Linked DNA regions of Homo sapiens: region 1 is linked to region 2. Evidence: chromatin loops called from intact Hi-C (ENCODE). Cell type or tissue: natural killer cell. All regions are shown on one strand. Links, peaks and the distances in the headings refer to the core of each region. The heading gives the core; the rest is flanking DNA.

Region 1 (12,284 bases), core at 1,547-9,546, 83 kb before region 2:
TACACCAAAAACAGACAAACAGAGAGCCAAATCATGAGTGAACTCCCATTCACAATTGCTTCAAAGAGAATAAAATACCTAGGAATCCAACTTACAAGGGACGTGAAGGACCTCTTTAAGGAGAACTACAAACCACTGCTCAATGAAATAAAAGAGGATACAAACAAATGGAAGAACATTCCATGCTCATGGGTAGGAAGAATCAATATCGTGAAAATGGCCATACTGCCCAAGGTAATTTACAGATTCAATGCCATCCCCATCAAGCTACCAATGACTTTCTTCACAGAATTGGAAAAAACTACTTTAAAGTTCATATGGAACCAAAAAAGAGCCCGCATCGCCAAGTCAATCTTAAGCCAAAAGAACAAAGCTGGAGGCATCACACTACCTGACTTCAAACTATACTACAAGGCTACAGTAACCAAAACAGAGATATAGATCAATGGAACAGAACAAAGCCCTCAGAAATAACGCTGCATATCTACAACTATCTGATCTTTGACAAACCTGAGAAAAACATGCAATGGGGAAAGGATTCCCTATTTAATAAATGGTGCTGGGAAAACTGGCTATCCATATGTAGAGAGCTGAAACTGGATCCCTTCCTTACACCTTATACAAAAATCAATTCAAGATGGATTAAAGACTTAAACATTAGACCTAAAACCATAAAAACCCTAGAAGAAAACCTAGGCATTACCATTCAGGACATAGGCATGGGCAAGGACTTCATGTCTAAAACACCAAAAGCAATGGCAACAAAAGCCAAAATTGATAAATGGGATCTAATTAAACTAAAGAGCTTCTGCACAGCAAAAGAAACTACCATCAGAGTGAACACGCAACCTACAAAATGGGAGAAAATTTTCTCAACCTACTCATCTGACAAAGAGCTAATATCCAGAATCCACAATGAACTCAAGCAAATTTACAAGAAAAAAACAAACAACCCCATCAAAAAGTGGGCAAAGGGCATGAACAGACACTTCTCAAAAGAAGACATTTATGCAGCCAAAAAACACATGAAAAAATGCTCACCATCACTGGCCATCAGAGAAATGCAAATCAAAACCACAATGAGATACCATCTCACACCAGTTAGAATGGCAATCATTAAAAGGTCAGGAAACAACAGGTGCTGGAGAGGATGTGGAGAAATAGGAACACTTTTACACTGTTGGTGGGAATGTAAACTAGTCCAACCATTGTGGAAGTCAGTGTGGCGATTCCTCAGGGATCTAGAACTAGAAATACCATTTGACCCAGCCATCCCATTACTGGGTATATACCCAAAGGACTATAAATCATGCTGCTATAAAGATACATGCACACATATGTTTATTGCGGCATTATTCACAATAGCAAAGACTTGGAACCAACCCAAATGTCCAACAATGATGGACTGGATTAAGAAAATGTGGCGCATATACACCATGGAATACTATGCAGCCATAAAAAATGATGAGTTCATGTCCTTTGTAGGGACATGGATGAAATTGGAAATCATCATTCTCAGTAAACTATCACAAGAACAAAAAACCAAACACCGCATATTCTCACTCATAGGTGGGAATTGAACAATGAGAACACATGGACACAGGAAGGGGAACATCACACCCTGGGGACTGTTGTGGGGTGGGGAGAAGGGGGAGGGATAGCATTGGGAGATATACCTAATGCTAGATGACGAGTTAGTGGGTGCAGCGCACCAGCATGGCACATGTATACATATGTAACTAACCTGTACATTGTGCACATGTACCCTAAAACTTAAAGTATAATAATAATAAAAATAAATAAATAAATGAAAAAGACAGCAGCTTAGAGCACAGACACAGGAGCCGGCTCTGCCACTTACGGGCTAAGTGACCTTGGACAGGTCTCTCTGGAATTCAGTTTCCTCATCTGGAAAATGGGGACAATAACTGCACCTACCTCAGAGGCCCCTGTGAGCATGCAATGAGTTATACCGTGTAGAGCACTAAGAACAATGCCTGCCGCGTCAGGAGCATCAGCAGCCATTCCAGTTACTTCTAGAGGTGGGATGGCTGCGCCTCAGGATTTGTGCACTTGTTAGTGTTACCAGATTCTGCCAAATAGTCCTGTTCCCACACCCCTGAGGACACTAGTACCTCCCAATGCTGAGGTGTCCCCTCCTTCTGGAAGACTGATAAGAATCATGAGAATTGCAAACCCCCACACTGGGCCTCATACTGTGTGCACGAAGGGCTTTCCCAGCTGTTCCTGGACAGACTCCTGGTGTATTTCCAGGTCTTGTATTTAACCAAAAACCAAAACCCCACACAAACCCCTCTTCCTTCTACCAGGGTCATTTTCCCCACTAAAAATCCCTCCATCCAAAAATATTATCTCACTGTGGTGTAGACGAAAGAGCCCCAGCCCAGGGTCAGGGAAAAGGGACCTTGGTGACAGCTCTGCCACCTCCTCACTGAGACACTCAGGCAGGTCCTGGAGCCCCTCCAGCCTCAGCTTCAGAGCCAGGACTCAGTGGCCCACGGTGAGGATGGAGTCAAGCGAGGGGCACAGGGCAGCTCACCCCCAGGCTCCCACGCGTGCCGGATGGGTGCCACACCACAAGCACCTCCTTAGATTTTACACCCCGGGCCTCTTGCCTGCCTCACCCTAGTCCTGGCCACTGGCTCAGTTTTCTTATCTGCAAAATGGGAATCTTAACTGTGACCTACAACCCTCAAGGGGCGATTCTGTGGAGCAAATGAGAGAGTTGAGTACACGACGGGGCTTTGCACACTCTCAGGTGCTTGATTTAGGATTCTTGAGCAAGATGGCTGTGAAGCAGGAGAGGGTGATTCTGGCTGTGGGAACTCAGAGACCAAGTCCAGAACGGCTCTCCCAGGAGGTTCGTGCAGGATTGTGAGAGAGGACACGTGTGTGTGTGTGTGAGTATGTGTGTGTGTTGGTGGCAGGGACGGATACTACTGATTGAAGACAAGAGATTCACTTGGAACCTCATTCCTTAAAGGCTTTGGGGGGCACCCTAAACCCTTTATCCCAAAGGGAGCTACATCCCTTTGGACGTAAAGATTCTGCTGCAACCACAGGCCCCCTGAGTTTGTGTGAGGTTTGCAGCCAAAGGCAGGTAAGTCGGAAGAAAATGTAGGTGCAGCACCTCCACCCTCCAGGCCAGGCAGGCAGAAGGTCAGAGGCATAGACAGGGACAAGCTCAGGGCCTGGGCAGAGAAGGGAGGCCATGATCTTTCCCAGGGAAGGAGCTTGCACATGCTTCTCTGGCTCAATTTTATTTTATGGACACTTCAAAACAAGCCTAGGAAGTCAGTGGGATTCTTTTTAGTTCCATTTTAAAGATGAGGAAACTGATTAGGGGGCGGGAGGTGGGGAGTGTCTTGACCAAGGTTCTGGCTCAAGAACCTACTGGGATCTTGACCTCTGTGGCCTCCCCAGAATCTGGGCAGGTTAAAGATCTCGCATGTGCTCTTCCAGGGAGACAGCCAGGCCTTTGCACCACCACCCCAGAAGTCTTCTGTTCTGAGTTCAGCAGACTCTGTCTCTCTTAAACCCTGCCCCTGCTGGAGACTCAGTTCAGGCAACTCCTAAAACATGAGGTGGCCATGGGGCATACCAGGCTACAGGGTCCCCTTCATCCTCTGCCCCCTTCCCTTGTGGTGCCCACTCCCTTGATGGTGACAGCTGGGCTTGGCCCCATTAGCACCATTTTCAATAACAACTCTGAGGTCTGGGGGCAGGGGTAGTGCCAATGCGCTCCCCTGGGGGCCCAACCCTCTTGCTACCCAGACCCCACTATCCCCTCTGTCCCCACCACAGAGGCCACTGTCTTTCCTGCCTCTTTCACCCTCAGTGCACAAGCCAGCCCCTGAGGCCCTCCTGCAGCAGCCAGGCCCCCACATCGAAACTGCCCTAAAGGACCTGAAATTGGGACCTGGGGGTCAGCCCAATGTCACAACACCTTCATCAACAACAATAAAACCTACCACCTGGCCAGGCCCGGTGGCTCATGCCTGTAATCCCAGCACTTTGGGAGGCCGAGGTGGGCGGATCACCTGAGGTCAGGAGTCAAGACCAGCCTGGCCAAAATTGTGAAACCCCGTCTCTACTAAAAGTACAAAAAATTAGCCATGCATGGTAGTGGGCACCTGTAATCCTAGCTACTCAGGAGGCTGAGGCAGGAGAATCACTTGAACCTGCGAGACGGAGGTTGCAGTGCACCGAGATGTTGCCAATGCACTCCAGCCTGGGCGACAAGAGTGAGAATCTGTCTAAAAAATAAAAATAAAAATAAAATAAAAAATAAAAAAACCTACCACCCATTGAGGAAAGGCTAGCAGGGTACCAGGCAGCTCCCAGGCATTTTACATATGCAGTAAGTTGTTTACCCTCACAGCAATTCTGAAGCTATGCTGATGGTAAGTGGACCCATTTGACAGCTGCATAAACTGAGGTTCTTAGTATGGTGTCCCCCAGAAGCAGCCCTTAGGTGAGGGCTCAGTTCCCTGTGAGTAGTGCATTTCAGAGATGATACCAGGAAATACCGGTAAGGAAGAGGAGAAATGAGACAGGGAAGGGAAGAAAGACATAAAAGGCTGAGTCATTAAACAAATGACCACTGCGGGCAACCAAAGTGGTTGGGGCTTGCTGGGAGATGGCGTGGAATATGCCCCAGGATCATCCCAACTGAGGGGACAGGAGGCTGGGATATTTGTCTGCCTTCAGGCCTTACTGCCCGAGGGCTGCTTCAGCGGATGCATATGTTCCAGGGCTCAAAGCCCTTCAGCTTCGATTTCACTCACACAGAGAGGAAATGCCCTCGGGCAAACAGTCATGGCGTGTGCAGTAAGCAGCACCAAATGGGAAAAAGTGAAGGCTGAGGGGACTTGGGCCAGGCATCTGCAGGGTCTTCTTTCCGAGGCTCAGAGAGGGGTAGTCACTGGTTTAAGGTCACACAGCTTGTTAGTGGCAGAACCTGGATCCAAACCTGATCTGCCAATCCCAAATTTTAATCCCCAGGGTAGGAATGGGACCAGGACTAGGGGTTAGGTCTGTCTAGAGTGGGCTCTGCAGCTCAGCTTCACTCTCCACCGCACCAAGAAAGCCCTTAAACCTTATCCAGAAAAATGCAAGGAGAGATACCAGCAGGTTCCCATGTTCCCTGGAAATCCTTCATTGCCCGTAGTCTGGCTGCTGGGATGTTGGGAATCTCAGAACAAGGTTATTTTGCCAACGGGAAGGCAGACCCCCTGAAACAAGGAAGAGAGACTGCAAAGCCCAGACCAGAGGGTGAATGAATGAATGAATGAATGAATGAATGAATGAATGAATATAATCAGACAACAGTGTCTCAAAGCTCAGATCCTCTTGGCAGCATCTAGGCCTTTCGCCTCCTCCCACAATTCCACCCACCAAGCCCCACAGAAAGACAGTCCCAAGGTGGCAAACTTGTAACCCACAGGTGTCAAATGAGTCATTTTGCTTTGCATGTCACCATGCTTTTGAATTTTTTTTTGTTTTAGCTTTGTCAACATTTAACAATTGTAAAACTTCACATCACATGAAAACCCCGATTTCCAACTTTGCTGGAAAAAGCAGAAGCTCTGGTGGAATAAAGCCCACCTTCCTGCTGGGTGGCAGCCCCCCCTCCCTGGGATCAGACAAGGACTCTCCCTCTTGCCTTCCTGACACTGAAGCCAACGTCAGTTGCCACATTGTCACTTGCACTATGGTTTTAATGTCACCGACATGGCCCCTGGAAGCACGGAAGTCTGAGAGGCCTGGAGCTGGAAACCTGGAGCCCTGCGTTCTGACTTGCTCTGTGACCTCAAGCAAGTCCCTTCCCCTCTCTGTGCCTCATCACTTCCTTTATGAACTGAAGGGCCAGACAAGTGATCTAAGAGCCCTTCTTGCCCACAGTGTCCCAAAATCAATAAAGAGGGCTGGGGAGTTGAGCAGACCTTCCTTGGTTGAAGGCCTCTGTCCAGGCATGGGGGGCACTGCTGCAAAGAGACTGCATCCTCCCGACTCCCCCAAACTCAAAGTGCATCCAGGTGCTCCTGAGGGTCTGCTGGGCACTTGCTGCCCCTCCACACCACTCATGAGCTCCACTGAACCTGTCCCCAGCAGCGGGTATGCCCCTCAGATAGATGACTTGCTCTTCTTATGTTCCATGGGCACATGTAATGGGTGGGCAGCAGGCGGAAGAGCAGGACACAATCTCTGTGCTCATAGGCCGTGAGCGGCAGAGAACACCAAGCAGCAGCTGCAGGCAAAAGAAAGCCACTCCCCACAGTGCAACTCTGATCTCTCCGCCACGGCATGGATACCCACCCCTGGCTGCTGCAGGCCGACCCCTGAGAAGCCACTGGAAAAGAGTGCAGGGCCTGGGCCGGGCACAGGTGCCTGTCCAGAGCACAGATTCAGAGTCTGAGCAAATTCAACCCAAATGCTTCCGGTGCCTCCTCCGTGCCTGGCAGTGGGCTCAAGTCCCACCAGTCACTTCCTAAATATGAACTAACCATATCATGATCTGTGTCGTGATTGCTGCAGCTGCGGCGGGAGCTCTCGGGAGAGACCTGGCAAGCCCTATCTGCCAGCCTCCACCGCCTCCTTCACGGAATTGCCTCCTTCTTGCTGGAGCTGTTGTGAGAACCAGATGAGAACAACAGCCAGCATGCCTGGAGAGCTTTTCTGCACCCAGCACGGTTTGGGCTCTTTTCAAGTGACGCTGCGTGTGGCCCGGCCAGCTCACCACACTCACACGTGCCTCTCATGCCTCACACCCGCAGGGCGCCCACACCCACTTCCACACTCACACCCGCCCACCCCCCTGCTCACAAGTGCGTCCTCCCAGGCCCCAGGCCCCCGCCCCTCTCCCCTCCCCTCCCCTGTGGCCAGTGAGCTCCCAGCCTGCCCTGCGCTGGCCCCATGGTGCTGTCAGGCTCCCCGAAGCCACAGCCTGCCCTGACTCCCACAGCCAAATCGAGTCAAAGACCAATTAATATTCTGATACCTGTGGCCAGCTGAAGTGATGGAGAGCTGCTGATTTCTTTTTCCATTTTACTCCAACTGTGGTTTCTTTTTTTTTTCCCAGCCCTCCTTTGGTCAGTGGTTTTAGGGGCACTAAAGTTCACTTTTGTGGGTAACCTGCACTGTTAGCTGTTGATTTAATTAACTCAGCCTTTCTCTTCCTTGACCAGAACACGGCCAGCCGGGCTGCTCTGCAGACACCCATTTGGACAGCCGACGGCTGGAGGCGTCTGGCAGGAGGAGCATGTGGTCCCTGGCAGCCACTCGCCAGCCCCGCTGTCGTTGACAGCTGAGTGTTTTCTGCAGCACTTCTGAGCCACCAGTGTGTGAGGTTCAAGGGGGGTTTGCTCTTATTTGATGGGTGGGCAAATTGAGGCTCCGAGGTAAGAATTCAATAAGGTTGCAAAGCTAGCAACGAGCATTCCTAGGTTTGCAAACCAGGCATGCCTTTGTCCACAAGCCTCTATTTTGAAGAGACTGCCACGCCCCTAAAAGGTGTGGCATTGGAGGTGAGGCAGAGAGAAAGCTGGAAGACACAACGGGGAAGAGGAGTGCAGGGGATTTTAAGGAAGATGCTAGTTGAAGTTGTAACCTCTTGGCCTCACTCCTGGGGTTCTTCCTTACAATGGAGCAAACCAGAATCTTTCTTCCTCTCAGACGTTTCCAGAATTCTTGCACGAATCTCTCAGTGGCAAGGTGAAAGGAACATCAGGCCTTCCACAGAGGGACAGAAACCCTTGCCCAGTGGAGGCCTCCAACCACAGAGGACCCTTAGAGATAGGAAGCCCAGGGCGAGAGGGAGAAGGAGAGGGACCAGGCGCAGACACCTGAGGATGAGCAAACAGAAGTGAGGCCAGGGATGTGGTGAGACTCTCCGGGTGACTTGGAGAAACTTCATCCCACTCTCTGGACCCCAGAGAGGCAGTGAGGGATGCCCTCAGTGGGCAGAGATGGCTGTTCCAGCCCGGGCAGCTTGTGGGTTATGGAACTCTGGCTGCTGGAATAGAGAAGCTGGCAAGAGTAGGGAGTTCAGGCAGGGTTCTAAGCCTAGGGGCCGACCCTCCTCTTCTCCCCTTCCCGCTCCACCTCCTCCAGGAAGCTCCTCACCCCTCACCCATGCCTGTTCCCCAGCCCTGTGCCCAGGGCTCCGTGGGCCTTTTTTTCTTGCCACCAGGGTGAATCGTCAATTGATTTGTTATTTATCCCACTGACAACAAAGAGAGTGAAAAGGTAATAATTCTGGGCCCTGGGGTAATTCAATTCCTGTAGCACCGTCAGCTACATTAACTTACTTCCTGGATCTCAATTCAATTAGAGCAACATTCCCCAGCATTAATAAATCAATACTCATGCCATTTGGATATATTTTGAATGTCTTTCATTATACATTGCAGGTCAGGGATGGCTGTTGAATTGGAAGTTAATGGGACAGGACAGGGCAGGTGGGGCTGCCTGGGGAGAAGCTTCCAGCCGTTAGCTCTAATTGCCTCTGCTGCAAAAGAGGGCGTTAGTAAAACAGAGGCCTGGTTAACTTAGCCGAGCCCGCCTGGAGTTACAGCAAGTTGCAACTCCTGTCTGGGTAGACGGGAGCCACGGTGGTTGGAGAGACTGTGTTCACCCACTTGGATACTCATTCATGCATTCATTTCCCCATCCCTCCCCTCCCAACCTTCCTCCTATCCATCCTTTCACTCTCCAGCCCCTTGTCATCCCTCCTCTAAGCCTTCTTTTGGACTCTCCCTATTCCTCCTCCCACCCTCCTCCTGGTTCTTCCTGTCCCTCCTCCTATCCCGCCTCTCAACCCTCCCCCCGTCCTTCCTCTCATCCCTCCTCACAATTTTCCTGTCTCTCCTCTTATCCCTCCTTCATCTTCTCCCCATCTTCCTCCTATCCTTTTCTTCCTTTCTTCCAATTTTTTTTCCATCTTTTGATTTTTCTCCCCATCCAGAACACTGCACTGTACTGTAGGGCCTGGAGTTTATGAGGCTCCAGGCCCTACACTGGCTTTTGGGCTTGTATGGGGTACAGCATACGTGTTCTCCAGCCTCAGGGACTCAGACGTCTAAATGAATAATGGCGAGCCAGTGTTTAAGAGCAATGACATGGACAATCATTAATACCTCTGTGGAAGAGGGGCCAGAGCAGGGCTCAGCACCCACCTGTGGCTGGGAGTTCTGACCCTGGGGATCAGGGAAGGGTCGGGGGAACGCTCCCTAGAGGAGGTAACACCTGGGGTAGATTCTGAAGGATGAGATGGTCTTGGCTGGGAGGCTTGAAGATCAGGAGCTGCAGAGAACCCAAGGAAACCGAGGCCTGCAGGGCAGGGGCTTGCCATCAGGAACATGGATCCAAATCACCCAGGAAGTGATAAAAGTGGGGATTCCAGGCCCCTCCTCTGGGAAGTCTGATCCAGGAGGTGTGGGAAGGGGTCAGAAGTCAGCGTTGGTGGCCATAACACGGAAGATGCCTGCTTGGAGTGAGCCCACATCTCAGGTTCGCCACAACTGGCCATGTGGCTGAGCAAGTCCCTAACTTCTCTGAGCCTTCCTGGGTCTTTCATCAAATTTCTCATTCAATAATACCCCTGGAGGGGTCAAGAGAGCACTGGTGGCAAACAAAGACACTGAGGACCAACCAGATGGGGGGCTGGGCCACAGGTGCTGTCTCCACCTTCCCTATGTGGAGGCTCAGGGCCTTTGCACCTGCTACTCCCTCTGCTGGTCACTGTCACCCCCAGTTTCCCTACGGTTGACTCTTCCCTTTCTATATTTGTCTACTGCTGCATAACAAGTTACCCCAAAATTTAGTAGCTTAAAACAACAAGCACGTATTATCACACAGTTTCTATGGGTCAGAAATCCAGGAGTGGCTGATTCTGGCTCAGGCCCTCGGATGACACTGCTCTGGGAATGTTGGCAGCGGCTGCAGCCATCTGAAGGCTTGACCGGGGCAGAAGGGTCCTCTTCCCAGGTGGCGCATTCACAAGGCTGCTGGCAGGAAGCCTTGGTTCCTCCCTGGCTGCTGGAAGAAGGGGTTAGTTCCTCTCTAGGTGGGCCTCTCCATGGCATGGCAGCTGGTTTTGTCCAGAGCGGTCCTCCAAGTGAAAGAGCAAACCAGAAACTGCAACGTATTTCATGACCTACCCATGGAAGTCATAAGCCTTGGTTTGTGGCACATTCTACTAGCTTGAAGTGAGTCTCCAAGTTCAGTCCACACTCCAAGGAAAGAAAATTAAGTTCTCTCTTTTTTTTTTTTTTGTGAGATGAAGTCTTGCTCTGTCATCCAGGCTGGGGTGCAGTGGCACAATCTCTGTTCACTGCAACCTCCACCTCCCGGGTTCAAGCGATTCTCTGGCTTCAGCCTCCTGAGTAACTGGGACTACAGGCATCTGCCACCACACCCGGCTAATTTTTGTATTTTTAGTAGAGACAGGGTTTCACCATGTTGGCCAGGCTGGTCTTGAATTCTTGACCTCAGGTGATCCGCCCACGTCGGCCTCCCAAAGTGCTGGAATTACAGACAGGAGCCACCGTGGCTGGCCTAAACTCGTCTCTTGAAGGGAAGAATATCAAGGAATTTGGGGGCATAGTTTTAAACCGCCATCTTCCTTTAGGCCTTGCTCAAATGTCACCTTCCCAGAGATGCCTTCCCGGACATGTCTGTTTTAAGGACTCCAGCCCTCTCTTCATTGTCTCTCCCCTCTGGATCTACTCCTTTTCTGCATGGCATCTGTCAGCACCTGACATCCTATCTATTTTAATTCTTAATCTTGTTTATTGCCCTCCTCTCCCCACTAGAGTAGGCTCCATGAAATCAGACAGTCAGTTTTGCTCACTGCTGTACCTCCTGCACTGGAATGCTCCCTGGGATACAGTAGGTATTAATAAATAAATGTCGAATAAAAGGATGCAAGTGGAGCTGAACTGGTCTGAGGGGCAGCCCTTTTCCCGGTGTGGCCGTCAGCCTTCAGCATGATGCTGGACATACCCTTTGCCCTAGCTAGCTCAGCCTGTTTTTCCACCTAATAGGAGAGTGCTGGATTCCCCCTTCCATTTAACAAGTATGTTCCAAGCACCTGCCACGTGCCACACTGTGTTCTGGGCCCCAGACAGACACAGCACCTGCCCTCATGATGCTGATCCTCTAGAATAAAACCACTGAGGGTCCTTCCAGATCCCATGTACTCCTACTTGGCCCTCAGGCCTCCAACAAATGCTGCTATGGACTGAATTGTGTCCCTGCAAACATTCATTGGTTGGAGTCCAACCCCCACAATGTGATGGTACTTAGAGATGGGAGCTTTGGGAGGTAATCAGGGTTAGATGCAGTCTTGAGGCTGGCCCCTCATGATGGGATTAGTGCCCTTATGAGAAGAGGAAGAGGGAGAAATCACTCTTTCTCCACCACACGCAGACACAGTGAGAAGGTGGCCATCTGCAAGATAGGAAGGGAGCCCTCACCAGGAACCAAACTGGCCGGCACCTTAATCTTGAACTTCTCAGACTCTAGAGCTGTGAGAAGTAACTGTGTGTTGTTTAAGCACCCCATCTGTGGTGTTTTTTTGCAGCAACCAGAGCAGACTGAGACAAATGCTGATGGCCGATTGCCTGAGTTCAGAGATCCACAGCTTCCATGTTAGGCTGGGGTGTTTCACAACAGGAGTCTCCTGGGAGGGAGTGGAGACCCACCAGATGGGGCCTATGGAGAACAAGCTCTTGCTCACCTTCAGGCCTTTGCACAGCTCTCTCCTGCCTGGCATTCCCCCTCCCCATTCCTCACTCTATCACTAGCCAGCTCCTCCTCACCCTTTGGGTCTTGGCTTCCGTGCTGCCTCCTCTGGGAAGCCTTCCTTGACACAGTGTCTGGATTAGGGACACACAGGGTTAGGGCTGGTTCCCACAGCCCCTGGGCCTCCTGTGTGAGTGTACTCTCCCTGCTGGGCCAACATTGTTCCTTTACCATCTGTCTCTACTTAGCACCTCCTGCGAGCACCCAAGGGCAGGCCTGGAGCTGGCAACCTCAGGGCTGGTCCCACTCTCAGTGGGGCCCACCTTCACTTCACTGTGGCTAAGGCCACACAGCTAGTGGTTCTCCAAGCCGAGGCACAAGCCCAGGCCCATCAGATGCCCAAGTGTGTGCTCCTTCTCCCTCTGCTCCACGGATACATGCTCTCACTTGCGCTCCCAAACCATCTCTTGTGTGTCTTCATGAAAAATGAGTCTTCCCATGAGTCTGATGGAGAAACT
Region 2 (12,284 bases), core at 2,822-10,821:
AATCAAGTTGAGGTTCCCCAAAACTGGTCTGTGAAACAGCCTCCAGGGGGCTGTTTGTTAAAGAGACAGATTCTGTGGTCCCACTCCTAGATCTAATGATTTTAAGTCTCTGAGATGGAGCCCAAGAATTAATATTCTTACAACCTGTCCAGGTGATTAGAACAATCAGCCAGGGGCTGGGCACGGTGGCTCACGCCTGTAATCCCAGCACTTTGGGAGGCCGAGGCGGGCGGATCACGAGGTCAGGAGATTGAGACCATCCTGGTTAACAAGGTGAAACCCCGTCTCTACTAAAAGTACAAAAAATTAGCCAGGCGCGGTGGCGGGCACCTGTAGTCCCAGCTACTCGGGAGGCTGAGGCAGGAGAATGGCGTGAACCCGGGAGGCAGAGCTTGCAGTGAGCGGAGATCACACCACTGCACTCCAGGCTGGGCAAGAGCCAGACTCCGCCTCAAAAAAAAAAAAAAAAAAAAAAAAAAAAAAAAAAAAAAGAACTATCAGCCAGGTTTGGGACCCCCTAGGCTAGACCAAGTGTTTCCCCAGCAAATGAGGGTGTGGACTCTGCTGCCATTCTAAAGCCAAGAGGGGTGCTTTCTTTCCTATCATCCATCTCTCCTTTCTTCCTCCCTTGCTTCCTTTTTTCATCAGCATCTTGAACTTCTCTCTGCGGCTGTTCTTTTGCTACAAGAACTCCAAGTGGACCCTGTCCTGACCACGTGCATCCTAAGTACACGGAGTCTTGTTTTCCATCCACTAAATGTCGTTGACCAGTTTACTTTTCATTCCCTGCACAAATAAACGTTTGCTACAAACGTGACTTGTGCATGGCCCCTTGACGGCAGGGGCCAAGTCTGTTCTACTAGAAAGATGCCTTGGAGACCATGTATTCCAACCTCTCTCTTTACCCCTGAAGAACCTAAGGTCCACAGAGGATAAGTGATTTTTACAAGGTCACACAGCAAGCAACCAGAGCGGAGATGACAGCTCAGGTCTCTGGCTTCTTAGCTGCTGCCCTTTCCATTGTCACAGGCTCCTGTTCAAAATACCCCAGAACCACTCATTTATATATCGATTGTGAGTATATGCATTACAAAGTTTTATTTATTGAATACTCTATGTACTAGGCATGGTGCCAACTGCTTTACCTGCATTCTGTCATTTCAGTTTCATAAACAGTTCAGAAATGAGAACATTATTATCCTCATTTCATCTCTGGGACAACTGAGCCTCCAGGAGGTGAAGTGACCTGCTCCAAACCACAGAGCTGGAAAGAGCCAGGATTGCAACCCAGGCCTGTCTGATTGCAGAGCCCGAACTCCTGGCTGTTATGCTGGTCCTTGAGCTCTTGCTTCTCACCTCAAAACCTGCCCTTCCATGTCTACTCTGTGATGCTGGGGCAGGGACCCCACAAACCAGTTTCCGTTAACCAGCTAGTTTGTTTCTGCCTACAGGGGACTAATGGGAGGCTGGAAAGGCTGGAGGAGGAAGGGACTCACTCCCTTCGCTTCCTGTTCCTGAAAGGGTCACCCTCGCAATGCTCCTTCACCCTGGCAGGAGCAAGTCCTTCCTAAGCAGCAGCTGAATCTGCTTACAGTTTTTCCAGCAATTGCAGAAGCAGCTTCATTGCCTGTCTTCCTTAAAAGTTTGGGTCCAGGGACCACGGGGCCTCTCCTGTGAGATTAGGAATACCAGCCCCAGCTGCGCAGTACCCTCTCCTCAGAAGGCCGAGTTTCTCTAATTCCCACTTCTTCCTTTTCTTCTCCCAGCTCTAGGGGCTATTACTTCTATAATACCTCAGCGTTCTATTTTGACCCTTTTGGTTACTTAATTAACAACATCAGAGGCCCGGCCTGGTGGCTCACGCCTGTAATCTCAGCACTTTGAGAGGCCGAGGCGGGCGGATCACGAGGTCAGGAGTTCGAGACCAGCCTGGCCAACATGATGAAACCCCGTCTCTACTAAAAATACAAAAATTAGTCGGGCATGGTGACACGCACCTGTAATCCCAGCTACTCAGGAGGCTGAGGCAGGAGAATCGCTTGAACCAGGGAGGCGGAGGTTGCAGTGAGCCAAGATCCCGCTACTGCACTCCAGCCTGAGCAACAGAGCGAGACTCCGTCTCAAAACAAAACAAACAAACAAACAAAAAACAACCTCATACCTAATTAACAATATATTAAATTCTGTCTCCTTCACCTTGGCAGCCACAGGTCTTTCTGGGAGTGGCAGCTGAATCCACTTTATAGTTTTTCCAACAATTGCAGAACAGCTTTATTGCCCCCACCCTCACTCACCCAGATCCCCACACTAGCCTGCCAGTGCCTCCTCCTCAGAGGTCTGGGTTCCAGTCCGATGGGCCTGTGGACCCAGAGATATGGGCACCAGCCAAGTGCACCTGATGGATGTGACCAATACATTACATGGCACAGTTTAAGTCACTAAAGATGTTTCAAATAACAAGAGGACCTGTGTTAATGGGCAGAGGGCTCAGCAGGAAGCACTTTTTTTTTTTTTTGAGGTGGAGTCTCACTCTGTCACTCAGGCTGGAGTGCAGTGGCACAATCTCGGCTCACTGCAATCTCTGACTCCCGGGTTCAAGCAATTCTCCCTGCCTCAGCCTCCTGAGTAGCTGGGATTACAAGTGCCTGCCACCATGCCTGGCTAATTTTTGTATTTTTTAGTAGAGACAGGGTTTCACCATGTTGGCCAGGCTGGTCTTGAACTCCTGACCTCAAGTGATCTGCCTGCCTCAGCCTCCCAAAGTGCTGGGATTACTGGTGTGAGCCACCATGCCCGGCCAAGAAGCATCTACTGACAAGCAGGACTGTCTAGAAGGAGAGAGTCTGCTCCTTGCTACAGAAAGGGCTTGGGCAGCAAACTAAGTCCAGTGGGGTAGACCAGACCTGGTGTGTGACCAACACTGCCTGTTAACACTGCCTGGGATTTCACCAAAGCGGACATACAAATGGCAAATCAGCACATGAAAAGGTGTCCAATGAAACTTCAATAAAATCACATGGTCCCAACACAAAGAAATAATCCGTGTTTGTGGTGATAGATATACTGATGACCCTGATTTTTTTCATTACACATTCTATGCATGTATCCAAAAAAATCACATGTACACCATCAATTAGTATAATTGTATGTATCAATTTTTTAAAAATTAAAAAAGCAATGAAATGTTACTACATACCTATCAGAATGGCTGAAATAAAAAATAGTGACAACATTAAATGCTGGTGAAGATGCAGAGAAACTGGATCGTTCAGATGTTGCTGGTGGAAATGTAAAATTGAACAGCCATTGGAGTTTGGCAGTTTCTTTGAGAACTAAACATGCAACTATCATATGACAATTGCAATCCTGGGCCTTTGTCCTAGAGAAATGAAAACTCATGTTCACCACACACAAAGCTGTAAAGAATGTTTATAGCAATTTTATTTCTAACAGCCAAAAACTGGAAACAATCCAGATGTCCTTCAACGGGTAAGTGGTGAACAAACTATGGTATGTCCACACCACAGAGCACAACTCAGCCATAGACAGCAACGAACCCTTGCTACGCACAACCTGGATTAATCTTCGGAGAATTATGCTGAATGAAACAACTGAATCCCAAACGGTTGGATACTGCACAATTCCATTTATACAAGCTTCTTGAAATGGCAAAACTAGACATAGAAATGGAAAACAGATTAGGGGTTGCCAGGAGTAAAGGAGGAGTGGGGGCAGAGGGAAGTCAGTGCATGAGGGATCTTTGTGGAGATGAGACTGTTCTGTATCTTGACTGTATCAACGGCAGCATCCTTGTTCTGATGCCTACGATCAAGAGGTAGATAGATAGATGATAGATGATAGATAGATAGATAGATAGATAGATAGATAGATAGATAGATAGATTTTTTTTTTTGAGACAGTCTCACTCTGTCACCCAAGGCTGGAGTGCAGTGGCGCGATATTGGCTCACTGCAACCTCTGCCTCCTGGGTTCAGGTGATTCTCCTGCCTCAGCCTCCCAAGTAGCTGGGATTACAGGTGTGTGCCACCACGCCCAGCTAATTTTTTGTATTTTTTTTTAAGTAGAGATGGGATTTCATCATGTTAGCCAGGATGGTCTCAATCTCCTGACCTTGTGATCCGCCCACCTCAGCCTCCCAAAGTGCTGGGATTGCAGGTGTGAGCTCTCTCTCTCTGTCTCTCTCTCTCTCTCTCTCTCTCTCTATATATATATATATATATCTGTCTCTCTCTATATATATATATATGTGTGTGTGTGTGTGTATATATATATATATACATATATATATGTGTGTGTATACATATATATATGGGATTCACCCACCTCAGCCTCTCAAAGTTCAGGGATTACGGGAGTAAGCCACACCGGCCAGCCAATACCCTACTATAGTTTTGCAAGATGTTACCATTGGTAGAAACGAGGCAAAGAGAACAAAGGATTTTTCTGTATTATTTCTTACAACTACATGTGAATTTACAATTGTTTCAAAATTAGAAGTTTAATTAAAAAGGAAAACCCACCTGAGAGCCCTTTCAAAATACCACTTGCGTTGGGAGACTGGGGTGGGGCCCAGATACGTGGTTTTTTTTTTTTAAGTCTCCCCAAGAGTTGAAAACCACACAATGAAATTATTTCTAAAGCTCCTTCCACTAAAAAGTTGACATTTTTATGTGAAAATATATCAAAATTCGAACGTCTTGTGGATTCAGGCTAGAACTGTTCCCTCCCAGGCTTCCCGGCAGAAGGAGAGAGAAAGGCCCGAGAGACAGAATCAGGATGTGACAGGGGTGGCGCGAGGCGGAGGTGCAGCTCTCTCCTTCACGGTCCAAGGACTTCCAACCGTAGGACTCTTAGTGAAGCATAGCTAATAGCCACAGTGGCCGAGGGTGGGATTAGAACCCACTTTCTGGCTCTGCCTTCCGCAGCTTGGTCAGGGCTCTGGGCAGGACCCCTACGAACACTCCCGCTGTAAGTGTCAGAACAGGTAGAAATGGTTCTAATTATAACCAGTTTTCAAGCATGTGGGTGGAAAGGAATGCCTATTCATGTAAGAGCCGTTCCTGCAGCACAATAACCCCTCACCAAGTGTTCCTGGGCCAGTTTTTGAGAGTGACAAATGGTGCACGCCCAGGCACAGATATCACAAGGGTGAGAAACCCCAAGTTTCTGGAGCGAGAACAATATGACAAAGGTCTTGAGGAGGCAGCGTTTTATGTTACAGGGTAGCTGGGGGTTTTGTTGTCTTTTTTCCTTCCCCCTTCATAATTAGCCAACTCAGCCTCTTCTCCATGCTAAGGAATCACTGAAGACTATGTAAGGGAGAGGAGTCATCAGAGAAGATGCTTTACTGCTCAGGGGCCCCACAGCCTCCCACTCTCTCCCTCCCTTGGCTCTGGCCACCAGACGAGGTTCCTTTTGCCACCCTGAACAGAGAGTGGTGAACTTGTGATCCGGAGCCAGTGAACTTGTGATCCGGAGCCAGTGAACTTGTGATCCGGAGCCAGTTAACTTCACAGCTAATGTGCTGAGCAGCATTCCAGCCAGCGTCTGAAGCCAGAGCAGGGAGGCGGACGGGCCCCAGGAGTTCGAGGTCCGGGAAGCCGAAGCACCACCAAACTGAGCGAGGTTCCAACTCTCCCTCCCAGGAGGTCCGGCTGCCTCCCACCAGCAGCCCAACCACAGGGTCCTGCTCCAGACGTTACTATTTTCTCTTTTTCAGTGTGTCCAGCAGCAACCTCGACTGCCAACAACAACGTGAAAAATAACTGCAGGGCCGGGCGCGGTGGCTCACGCCTGTAATCTCAGCACTTTTGGAGGCCGAGGCAGGCAGATCACCTGAGGTCAAGAGATCGAGACCAGCCTGGCCAATATGGTGAAACCCCGTCTCTACTAAAAATACAAAAATTAGCTGGGCGTGGTGGCACATGTCTGTAATCCCAGCTACTCAGGAGGCTGAGGCAGGGAGAATTGCTTGAACCCGGGAGGCGGAGGTTGCAGTGAGCCAATATCACGTCATTGCACTCCAGCCTGGCGACAGAGCAAGACTCCGTCTTAATAAATAAATAAATAAATAAATAAATAAATAAATAAATAAATAACTGCAGGAGGCTTGGGAATAGGCATCTTCCTCTACTGTGTGTGCTGGCCACTTCCAGTGAGTCACTTCGTCTCTCTGAGCCTTCCAGAGGCTCTGTCTCTGTAGAGCCTTCCTTGTCGTCGTTTAGGAGGGTTAGAGGAGATACCGCACAGTTCCTGAGAACAGAGTGGGAGTTCTGAGAGCAGAGGTGATGGAGATGGTCTATTTCCAGCCTCCAAGGACACCACAAGCCTCTCACTACTGAGCTCAGGTCCTCTGGGCAGCTGAGCTCTTCACAGCTCCGACCTTAATAGGTGTGAAACACCCGACAGCCATTAAATATCATGTTCTCAAAGAACATTTAAGGCTATGAGAAAAGGCTCCCAACTCCTGAGTAATAAGCACAGAGAAGCAAACTCTATATGTAGTAAGTGGCCAGGACTGTTATATGTAGAAAAAAGACTGGAATGAAATCCAACAAAACATTAGCAATGGCATTCCCTGGGTGATCAGAGGATGGGAGAGGGGGTGCATGGGGATGGTTATTTTCATCATTACATTTTTTTTAACATTTATTAAATTTCCACCATGAACATTTATAATCCATAGAAATACTATTTTATGTTTTTGTGCTATATAAAATGTGTTTAATATATATATATATATATATATATATATATATATATATATATATATAGAATATAGAAGAGCTACCTATTTTTAAATCTGGGCCTACCCATAGACTTGTTTGGGAAAAAAAAGCTGGATCTTCTTGCGTTCATGCACTTACCTGGCATTGCTCTGGATGCTGTGGGGGGTGTGGGGGTGCAAGAGACCCAGACCTGACCCTCAAGAAGCTCAACAGTCTAGCAAGAAAGGAAAGACAGGTGTTACGGAAGAAATCTGGCCAAAGTGTTCTAGGAATCCCAAAACGGGAGGATCAAGGAGGACCTCTAGAAGAGATGTCATTGAGGCTGGTTTGGGAAGGAGTTGTAGGAATTCCAGGAATTGCAAGATTGGGACATGTGGCACTATTTCACTTCACTGTAGCCAAACTGGGACAGTGCTTGGGGGCAGGAAAAGCTAGGGCTCCTGCTCCCTAACTTTCTACTCCCTGCTGTTCCCTGGACACAGAATAGAAAATGGTCCCTCTCTTGGCATCACACAAAATCACAGAAGCACAGAGTGTCAGAGGCGGAAGCGTCCTTTAGAGAACATAGAGTCCAATGTCCTTGTTATATATATGAGGAAACGGAGTTCTACTGAGGGGAAGGACCTTGCCACCAAGATCTCCTGATTTTTCATCCAGGAAACCAGCTAGCCTCATATTCAAGGACAGGGTTGGCTTCTGACACTTGCTCTGCAGGTTGCATATTCTAGAAGTAAGCAGCAACGACAGCACCATGACCCCACGGTACTGCTCTGGATGCTACTGAGTCCTCCTTCCTGGTTGTCTTCCATGAGCACAGGCAAGTATCTAGGAATGTTGTTATGGTGTCATGCAAATAGCTACTGACTTCTGGAAAATGAGCCGTCATCTGCCTCAGTCCTGTACCTTGGAGCTCTACACTCTGATGGTGTGTTGGCCTGACATGTCACTGAAATTTATCCTAAGAAAATTAACAATGGCTTCTACAGGCAAATTCCTTCACACATATAAAAAAGAAAGCACCCTCTCTTCCTGGCATACTCAACAGTGCCCTCTCTTGGCACAACCAAGAGCATAACTGTTAAGGACAAAGACTGTAGAGCAGAGCAATGTGAGTTTGAGTTCCTGATCTGCCTCTTGCAAGTTGTCTGATCGTGGGTAATTTACATAGTCTTTCTGTGCCTTCTCTTCCTAATCTATAAAGGATTGTACCTAACCCATAGGGCTGTAATGAGGATTAAATTAAACAAGGATGTAAAGTGCTTAGCACTGTACTGTAAATTCAAGTCATTAGACTGTGAGCCTCAGGAGGGCAGATAGGAGTTGAGTCTGCCTTGTCCATCCTGAATCCCCAGGACCCAACAAAAAGCCTGGCCTTTAACAGAGGCTTGATAAAATTTGATGAATGAATGAATTTGCTAGCCCAAATTAAAGATTCACTGCTGTGATTGACATATCTTACAGTGTCCTCTACTTGGATTCCAAAAACAAATTAAGAACACTCAGAAGCTGATCTTACAGGTTTTCACTAAAGAATTACTAGCAGGAGAAAAGGAGGTCTTATTTCCAGCAGGATGGTGTACTAGATATTCTTTAGACACTCCCACCAGAAACAACCAAATATGCCAGCTAGAAGGGAAAAAAAGCTTTAATTGCATCAATTAATTCTCAAAAACATAAGGCATATTCAGAACCAAAAACTAAGTGAAGACTGGAACTCAGAGATGTTAATGATGCCCTTAAGCTACGTGGAGTGGAGATCGGAGACAAAGCCCAGAGCCCACCCAAGGTGAGGACTGCAACAGAAAATCCCCTCTGCAGAAAACCAAGACCCCAAAAAGTTATACATTGGTGTCAAGGTGAACTAGAACGAAACCACCCTACTCTGTACTCCCTAGGGACTACAAGGCAAATTGCTTATACTGAGCCTTGGCAATGATCGTAGAGGGGAAACCTCTCCCTTAGAATTTGTAGCTACAAGCCAATCCCAATAAGAGGATTTACAGCCTGAATTCACTCTACTTGGGTGGTCCAAAAATACCAAACCAAGAATTAATTTAAAGTGGTCTCAAATTGGTAACGACCACAGGCTTCTGGCAGAAGTCAATGCAAATCCCCTGTAGGAATCCACCTTCAACACAGTCTCAAAGATTGCCCAGAGATAACATTCCGATAGATGAACCCACTGTCACAATTCCATAACACACAAGGTAACCAGGAATCAGCAGAAACAACAGGTAGTAGATTTAGACCCATGAAGACCTCAAACACTGGAATCATTAGACATAGGATTTTAAAAGATTTCAACATGTTTAATGATGTTTTCAAAGGGTATTCGCAATTATGAGTAAAGAGTGGGCATTGGCTGGGTGCAGTGGCTCACGCCTGTAATCCCAGCACTTTGGGAGGCTGAGACAGGCAGATCACTTGAAGTCAGGAGTTCGAGACCAGCCTGGCCAATGTGGTAAAACCCCGTCTCTACTAAAAAATACAAAAATTAGCTGGGCATGGTGGTAGGCACCTGTAATCCCAGCTACTTTGGAGGCTGAGGCAGGAGAATCGCTTGAACCCAAGAGGTTGAGGCTGCAGTGAGCCAAGTGCCACTGCACTCCAGCCTGGGCAACAGAGTATGACTCCATCTCAAAAACGCAAAATAAAAAAACAGTGAGCATCTAGAAAAGTGACTTCATAGATTTTTTAAAAAGAACTTCTAGAAATGAAAAAACAGAATGACTGAAATTTATAACTCGGTAGATTAGTTTAACAGTAAATTAGACACAGTTGAAGAAGAATGAAACACAGAAATCACAGAAGTAGAAAATAAAGAAGAGAGAGTAAGATACATGGAGAATAGTGTGAAAAGTTGTTACATATACCTAATCATGATTACAAAAGGAAAGGAGAAAAAGAATGGGGCGGAGGCAATATTTGAAGAGACAATGGTCACAAAATCACCCAGCATCTCTAGAAATGTTCATGAATTTCATAAATATTGCATAAATAATGAAAGTAAATAGCCACACATTTAAGAATCCAAAAAAAAGCCCAAGCAGATAAATAATCAGAAATCAATACCTAATAGGGTTATGATATTTAGCAAATAAAAATACAAAACTCCCAGTTAAATCTGAATTTCAGATAAGCAATGAAGAATGTTTCTTAGTATAAATATGCCTTATGCAATAACTAGAACATACTGATACTAAAAATGTATTTGTTGTTTGTCTGAAATTCAAAGTTAGCTGAGCATTCTGTATTTTTTCTGGTAACTCTAACACCTAGACATAGCACAGTAAAGCTGCAAAACACCAAAGAAAAAAGAGAAATTTATAAAAGCAGCCAAGGAGATGAGACAGATGGCCTCTAAGTCAATGACAATTAGATTAACAGCTGACTTCTCAACAGCAATAAGAGTTGCCAAAACACAGTGGAATAATGTCTTCAATATGTTGGAAAAAACATAACTAGTATTCTATAGCTAGAGAAAATAGATTTTTAAATGGGACTGAAACAAAGACATTTTCAAACAAATAAAAACTGAGCCAAGTCTGCCATAAACAGATCTCCCCCGCCATTTTTTTTTAATGCTGAAGTACTCCTTCAGCAGGAGAAAAGTGATCCCAGATGGAAGTCAAAGATGCAAAAAGAACAGACAGCAAGGAAGATGGTGACTATGTAAGTAGATCCAAGCAATAGATTGACCAAACCATTAATATTATAAGGATTAAAAACCCAAGGTGGTGGCCAGGCACAGCAGCTCACACCTATAATCCCAACACTTTAGGAGGCCAAGGCAGGAGAATCACTTGAGCCCAGGAGTTCATAACCAGAAGCAACACAGAGAGACCCCCGCCTCTGCAAAAAAAAACTTTTTAAAAAATTAGCCAGGCATAGTGGGGCATGCCTGTGATCCCAGCTACTCAGGAGGCTGAGGCAGGAGGATTGCTTGAGCCCAGGAGATAGAGGCCGCAGTGAACCATGATTACACCACTGCACTCTAGCCTGGGTGACAGAGTGAGACCCTGTCTATTAAAATAAAATTTTTAAAAAGTGGAATTTAAATACATGACAACAATAGAATGGAAGAGGGATGATGGAGTTTTAGAAGATGCTTGTATTTGTGGGGAGAGGATAATGGTGATTAATTTTAGAATCTGATTAAGTAAGTGAGTATAGAATAATGACTAAAAGAACTACAGTAAAGTATATAACTTTTAAGGCAATAATTATGATGGAATTAGAAAAATAATCACTCTCCCCAAAATGGCTAGAAAAGGCAGTAGGAAAAAAACAGAAGCAGCAAAATACAAAGAAAAAAATACAAATAAATTGTAGACTACCTAAAATCTCAGTTATCAGGGTAGGTTTTTTAAAAACGAGGTAAGTACCATTTATGAGAGTGACAATGAAAACATAAATACCCGGAAAGGCTAAAAGGGAAAGAATAGAAAAATATACTCTAGGCAAATACTAACAAGATGAGAAAAGATTGGGTAGTTATATTAACATCAATTAATTTAACACAAAAGGTGTCTTTAAGGATAGAGAAGGTCACTAACTAATAATAAAAGGTTCATTTTACCAGGAAGATATAATAATTCTAAACCTATATGCAAGTGATAATATAACCTAAAAACATTTAGGGGAAATTTGACAGAAATTGACAAATCCACCATCATAGTAGAGATTTTAACACATTTTTTTCAGTAATTGAAAAACTAAAAACACAAACCAAAAGTAATCAGTTAAGCATGTAAAAAATTTGACTGAAATAATTAAGAAGCTTGATGTGATGAATATGTATATAGACTATTGCACTCAGCATACTTTCAAGCATAAATGAAACAATTTTCATAAATATTTCAAAGATTTGGTGTCATGCAGATCAGATTCTCTAAGCACAGTACAAATGAATTAGAAAATCAATGACAAAAACCTAACTGAAGGCCGGGCGCAGTGGCTCACGCCTGTAATCCCAGCACTTTGGGAGGTGGGCAAATCACGGGGTCAGGAGATCGAGACCATCCCGGCTAACACAGTGAAACCCCGTCTCTACTAAAAATACAAAAAATTAGCTGGGTGTGGTGGGGGGTGCCTGTAGTCCCAGCTTCTCGGGATGCTGAGACAAGAGAATCGCTTGAACCCGGGAGGCGGAGGTTGCAGTGAGCCAAGGTCATGCCACTGCACTCCAGCCTGGGTGACAGAGAGAGACTCCGTCTTGAAAAAAAAAAAAAAAAAAACTAACTGGAGAAGCTCCATATGTTTCCTAATTTATAATAAAAAAAATTTCTAATTGACTCCTGGACCAAAAACAAAATCAGAGTAGAAATTAAAAGATATTTAGAATGAAAATATATAAAAAACTTGTAAGATGCAGGCCAGGCACAGTGGCTCACACCAGTAATCCCAGCTCTTAGGGAGATAGAGGCGAGGGCATAGCTTGAGCCCAGAAGTTCGAGTCCTGCCTGGGCAATATAGCGAGACCTGGTTCTCCACAAAAAGGGAAAAAAAGAAAAAAACAAAAACAAAAAAACTTGT

Evidence for each region. A loop is a pair of places that touch in the nucleus more often than their neighbours do. Peaks named below come from ENCODE experiments on the same cell type or tissue, not always from the same donor. Only the 100,000 strongest peaks of a DNase experiment are listed, where the experiment ranks them.
Region 1: a loop joins it to region 2, with 4 times the contacts of the local background. A loop is called at or near these places in 2 of 110 quality-filtered maps.

The regions. Positions count from the first base shown.
Region 1 is chr1:25,059,260-25,071,543 of GRCh38, forward strand. No RefSeq gene overlaps it. Among named protein-coding and RNA genes, the nearest start is that of LINC02793, 24 kb to the left of the region's middle. In natural killer cell, for the core only: no CTCF peak of the experiment used is centred there; DNase peaks (open chromatin) are centred at 5,442, 5,782, 6,802 and 7,272; H3K4me3 peaks cover 1,129 bases; H3K27ac peaks cover 2,166 bases.
Region 2 is chr1:25,141,071-25,153,354 of GRCh38, forward strand. No RefSeq gene overlaps it. Among named protein-coding and RNA genes, the nearest start is that of SYF2, 85 kb to the right of the region's middle. RefSeq lists enhancers at 5,176-5,335, 5,346-5,435. In natural killer cell, for the core only: CTCF peaks have their summits at 7,815 (motif pointing left) and 8,020; a DNase peak (open chromatin) is centred at 7,801; H3K27me3 peaks cover 467 bases.